2 separate regions of the Homo sapiens genome follow, and region 2 is linked to region 1. The links are chromatin loops, found by intact Hi-C in ENCODE. Cell type or tissue: heart left ventricle. All regions are shown on one strand. Each heading gives the region's core, and the rest is flanking DNA. Links, peaks and the distances in the headings are about the cores only.

Evidence for each region. Hi-C counts contacts between places; a loop is a spot of excess contacts. Peaks named below come from ENCODE experiments on the same cell type or tissue, not always from the same donor. Only the 100,000 strongest peaks of a DNase experiment are listed, where the experiment ranks them.
Region 2: a loop joins it to region 1, with 4 times the contacts of the local background. A loop is called at or near these places in 41 of 110 quality-filtered maps.

What each region holds. Positions count from the first base shown.
Region 1 is chr13:43,084,513-43,087,436 of GRCh38, forward strand. DNAJC15 (DnaJ heat shock protein family (Hsp40) member C15) reads left to right here. Exons shown (of 6, transcript NM_013238.3): 5 at 1,256-1,326. Among named protein-coding and RNA genes, the nearest start is that of LINC00400, 27 kb to the right of the region's middle. In heart left ventricle, for the core only: a CTCF peak has its summit at 1,134 (motif pointing right); no DNase peak of the experiment used is centred there.
Region 2 is chr13:43,872,966-43,875,889 of GRCh38, forward strand. It overlaps CCDC122 (coiled-coil domain containing 122), which reads right to left. Exons shown (of 7, transcript NM_144974.5): 2 at 1,877-1,962. Among named protein-coding and RNA genes, the nearest start is that of CCDC122, 5.3 kb to the right of the region's middle. In heart left ventricle, for the core only: a CTCF peak has its summit at 1,736 (motif pointing left); no DNase peak of the experiment used is centred there.

The DNA.
Region 1 (2,924 bases), core at 189-2,688:
GTTCATCCATGCAAATTAAATTATTTTGAGCTTTACAATAATTACACTGTGCTTTAAGTCAACTATTATTATCCCCATTTGAGACTCAGAAAAGTTAAGTAGCTTAAACAAGATAGTATAGCTATTAAGTAGCAGTAGTAGGATTTTGTTGTTGTTAGTGTTAATTTTTTTCCCTTGCCTAGAAAATGTACTAATAAGCAACATTTCCAATACTGGATACATTGGGTTTTACCCAAATAATTTTAGGATTATTTAATTATCTACTTTAATTTTTGTTTACAGCATAGGCTTTAACAGCCAAGCTTTTCCCATGGGTTTTTTTCACAAAGCTAAATAACTATGAGACATAAAGAGTTTTGAGATCCTCTGTAAAGGTAAAAGATAACTATAATGAAGCACTTGCTACATTCCAGGTACTGTTCTAACATTTCGTAGGCATTAACTCATTTAATCCTTACAGTTGCTCTAGCCCTGTTTTACAGTGAGGAAACTGAAGCACCAAGAGGATAAAAATTTGATCAAGCTTACACAATCTTAAGTGGCAATACTGGCATTAAAATCCAGCAGTGTGCCAGGCGTGGAGGCTTACACCTGTAATCCTAGCATTTTGGGAGGCCAAGGTGGGTGGATCACGAGGTCAGGAGTTCGAGACCAGCCTGGACAACATGATGAAACCCTGTCTCTACTAAAATACAAAAATTAGCCGGGTGTGGTGGCGCGCGTCTGTAATCCCAGCTGCTTGGGAGGCTGAGGCAGGAGAATCACTTGAACCTGGGAGGTGGAGGTTGCAGTGAGCTGAGATCATGCCACTGCACTCCAACCTGGGCAACAGAGCAAGACTCCTCCTTCTTGGGGGGTGGGGGGGGAAAGTCCAGCAGTATGCCTCTGGAATCCAAATACTTGTCTGCTACACCGTATATACCGCCTTCCCCCCAAATAACTTAGAAGCATAAGTTTTCAAACTTACAGTATTGTCTGCAGAAGCTGACTCCCCTAACCTATATGTTGTTTTGTTTTTTAAATTGATTGAGAATAAGGATTGGCATTACAAAGGACTGAAGAAAAACACATGTAACATTGAATCAATGATTTATTTTGATGGTTAGTGGAATTAAGTGGAAAGCTGTAGTTTCATATTTGTCCACAAGATGGTGAAATTCTCATTAGGTATAATTTTTTGAAACCCATATAAACCCTTAATTTATAATCTGCATTTGATGCTATTTATTATAAGCACTGTAATTTCTTTTTACAGCCCATCTGCTGGCAAGGCTAAGATTAGAACAGCTCATAGGAGAGTCATGATTTTGAATCACCCAGATAAAGGTAGGTAGAATTCCTATTTTTCATAATATGTATATCAAAATATGCTGTGAATTCCTTTCAGATTAAAGTCATATATGATATATAGTTGAGATGGAAGTTTGTGCGCCACATGTATTGTGATTTTTTTCTCATAAATGAGCATTTAGGTTGGAGTTCAGTGATTCACACAAGTAGTGGATTTATATTATCTGCTTTCAAGAACTTAGTTGCTGGTTTTTATATATGACTTCCTGAACCATCTGATGCGCCTACCATTTTTATCAAGAAAAATCGAAAACACGAGTTATGGACTCTTTGGTTGTATAAACTGATTTGGGCATCACGAATTGTATTTATGTAACCTTCAATGTAAAAGCACAAGAGTTAGAGGATTTCCTCCAAATCTGTGAATGTAATATGTCATAGATGATTCTGAATTTCTGAATTTTATTCTGGAAGGCTCTGAGGCTGAGCCATTTGTTTTTAACTGGCCAGGTTTTTAATGTAAATTTATCTTACAGAAAGACAATTATTATAACTTTAACTACACTACAGCTGCTTGAGAGGGAAAGCCCATATGTTCATTGCTGTTTCTGCTTTAAAATAACAGATGGTAGAAAGTTACACTGTATTTCAGAAGTCAAAGGGGGGTGGGGGAGGAAAGTGAAGGGTTTCTTGGATTCTTATTTACAGACTTTCAGTTTCCTAATTATTTCAAAAAAATTAAAAACAAATTTTGGATTCCTCTCCATCCTAACCAGTACCAAAATAAGGCATTCTTTTTCAGCTTTCTCACTTAATTACTTACTATAAAAGTTTTTTTCGCTAAGCATCATCTCTGTTGGTTTTTGCACTTATTATTCTTTAGTGTGAATAAACATGAGAATAAACTTTCAAAAGAGGTTTTGCTAAAGATTTCTAAACAGTTTCAACAGTTACTGAAAGATTCACTCAGCTAATTTACTTTGCATTGTGGGCTATCTTATGAGCAAGTAGTGTTTAAAGAATTACGATTTATTTTGAGATGGTATATTTATTTGAGGTGGGATTGTTGACTATAGTGGGCTTACTAACATCCTTTAGTCTCACCCTGTGTGGGGTAGCTGGGTGTGAAAGAATGGACTTCGGAGCAAGGGATCAGCATTTTTCTTTGGCTTCTACCTTCCAGTCAGCATTGTGGCCTTGAAAACTCCCTTAACTCCAAATATGAGTTTTATTATTTGCAAAATGACAGGATTTATTTCTAAAGTCCTTTTTGTTTGCATGATTTAATAACCTTTTATGCCTATTCAATTAATGTAGAGGCTGTACCCTATGTTTCTGTTCAGATCAGATTTTTAACTTAAGAAAGATGCTTTTAATGTTTTTGGATTATTGTTCCCTCTGAGAATATATTGACAACTGTGGACTTTTTTTCCATATAACTGCTCATTCACCCAAAATTTATAAACATTTGGAGTTTCAGAAAGTTCATGCACTTCCTAAAACCCATCCATATACTCACAGTTAAGAACTCCTGCTCTAGTAAAAGTGTAGTGATAGGAATGTTGGAACTTCTCTCTTTGATGGAGTTGAGAGATGATAGCTCATAAATCTAAAGATTATCCTTTGAGAAGGAA
Region 2 (2,924 bases), core at 303-2,802, 790 kb after region 1:
GGTATCTATGAGCTCCACATTGCCACATTCAATGAACAAGTTCCGTCTTCATTTTACTTGACCTATTGGCATCATTTAACACATTTGATAATTACTGCCTTCTTGAAATACCATACTTCTTGGTTTCCTTTGCTGGTCCCTTCTCATCTTTTTCACTTATGTCACACCTCCTAGTGCTCGGTCCTCAGGCTTCCTTCTTTTCTCATACTTATTCTACATGTGATGCCATCTAGTTCTATGGCTTTAAAATCCACCTATAGGCTGACAATTCCCAAATTATATCTCTACCCTGAACATCCCTTTTGAGCTGTAGACTCATACTCATTGCCTACCTGATAACTCCATTTGGATTTTTAATAGGCATTTCAACTCAATATATCACAAACTGAACTTTTGATTCCTCTGTCCACTCTATTACCACCATTAAACCTGCACCTTCATAGTCTTCTCTATCTCAGTAAATTATAAGTTCATTTTTCTTGTTGTTCAGGCCAAAAACCCTGAGTTCATTAGCAGGGAGGTCTCTACAAGGATATAGAGCCCAAGGCAATTCAACTAGACTTGCCCAAGGCAATAATAAAGGAGATCTTATTGTTGATGTTTCATAGGCCCTTTGAGAAATCCTTAACACTCCAAGGCTGCTGCCCCGATTGACCTACCCAAAGGATGAGCCAGAACCTTCACTCTTTTTCCATTACAAGCTGCATGCAGTTCTTTTGGCAAAGCCCATTGGCTCTACCTTTAAATTATACTGGAATCCAATCACTCCTTACCAATTCCAAATACTATCTTAGTAGAGAAGCCTTCCCTGATAACTCTCTTTCACCCTTGCCCTGCCTCATTTTTCTTGACAGCATCTATTACCACCGACATCTCATACACGTCTTTTCCATATCCTTCTACTAATGTAAGCTCCATGATGGCAGATGTCTAGAAGTGCCTGGCATATAACAGGTGTCTAATTATAGTCTATCTCCACTCCAGTTTGCCCTTTTCTAACAGAATAATGCTCCAAAAGCACTATTCTGATCACGTCAACATCACAGCCAATCTTTCAATTCCATTTAGATGGCATTTTCTTTAGGAGGTCTTTCTCGATCTTTCTGGGAAGATATGGTCTTTCTCTTTTTAGAAGAATTGTTTCAGTATTTCTATTATACCATTTTAGATAAAGGTATAGGTCTAGAGTAAGACAGAGCTAGTTTTAAATCTAGATTGCACTACTTATTAGCTTATTAGGAAAATTATTTCCAACCTGGGCCACAGATTCCTTACTTATAAAATGGGAACAATATTAGTGCCTGCTTCATTAGGGTTATTGTGAAGACTAAATGAAATAATGCATGTAAAGCATTTAGCAAATTCCTGTCACACAATGAATAATCAACATATTTTTATTTTTATTATTTTCATTATTTTATAGTATCTTTCCCCATTAGAGTGTAAGCACCGGGAAGACAAATACAGTGTTTTATTTATTTTTGTATTCCTTAAAGTATTTGATAAAGTAACCTAAAGAATAAAGAAAATTGGATTTATACAATAAAAATAAAGTAACTAGTACTTCTTGATCTCTATTTCTATAGCAACATAAATTGAAGAACTCTTGGATAATATTTATTTAAACCAAATATTCATAAAATTCATGCTGTAAAATTGGAAAAGTTTTAGTTTTTTTTCCCCAGACTTCTGTTGTGCAATGAAAAGAAAAATGAAAACAAACTACTGCCATCTACCGATAATTCATTAGAATTGCATAAATTAAGGAAACAGGCTTTAGAGACAACTCTTTTCAAACATGTTTTTAAGAGAAGTTAGAACATCATCAGAGACATCCAAAAAGAATTAATTGAATAATTAAAAATAAACTGTATACCTATTATACACCAGTACCGCTGAATCTGCTGACACTAGGGATTACTTCCTTTTCTGGCCAGGCAATGAGATTAGAGTTTCAGGGCACTGAAAAAGAAAGAAAACAGAGGGTTTGTACTGTTCCTTACCTCCTTATCCAAGATAATAATAGGCAACATTCATACATTATCCACACTGCTTCTAGGTTTCTACCAAAGGAGGGGCTTTGCTGAATGTATAGACAGTACTGGACTACCAAAACATCTCTTGTTTTGGAGTGTAGACATTAAGGGGTTGGTCTGCAGCTCAAATCCAAGCTTTAAAGGATGTCCAGGCAACTGTTTCGAAAAGATTTCTACCTCTGGGACAGAAGTTATATAGACCTTTGGTGAAATCCAGTTATAACCTACCTGCTTGTCTCATTCAGAGAGGCAAGGGGCAAGGTCTTTTATTTCCTCCCCCTCTAAACAAGTAAACATGATTTCCAAACCAAGAGGAACTTTATAGTGGGTTAAATAGTGCCCTCCCGCACATCCAAAGATATATCCACGTCCTAACTCCCAGAACATGTAAATGTGACCTTATTTTGAAAAAGGAGTTTTGCAGATTTAACTGGGTTAAAGATCTTGAGATGAGATCATCCTGGATTTAGGGTAGGTGACTGAATATGCAAATGGACAATGGCCAGACCATATGTAAAAACAGAACTCTGACCCACAACCTGCAGCAAGCAACCCAGGAGACTAACCCATTATCTACAGTAACCAGTCCAGGAAGTCTATAAATTAGACTTGTAGAAAGTTAAATCATTATCTCTAATAACAATCCTAGGAGACAAACTATAACAATTGTCCCAAATGACCAGTACTGGATTAATAACTGGCATCTTCCCTAACTTTTGTCCCCATTTCCAAGTTGAGACTAACAAAAAGAAGCCATAGAATGCTCCACTTCTAGTTAGCCTGCCTGCAGCTTCCTCATGCTGAGAGCCTCTAATCAGGGCATGCCCACTCCTCTGCCTGCCTTCAACTTTGCTAAAATGCAGGAGATTGTGGCTCCCTCCCTTACAA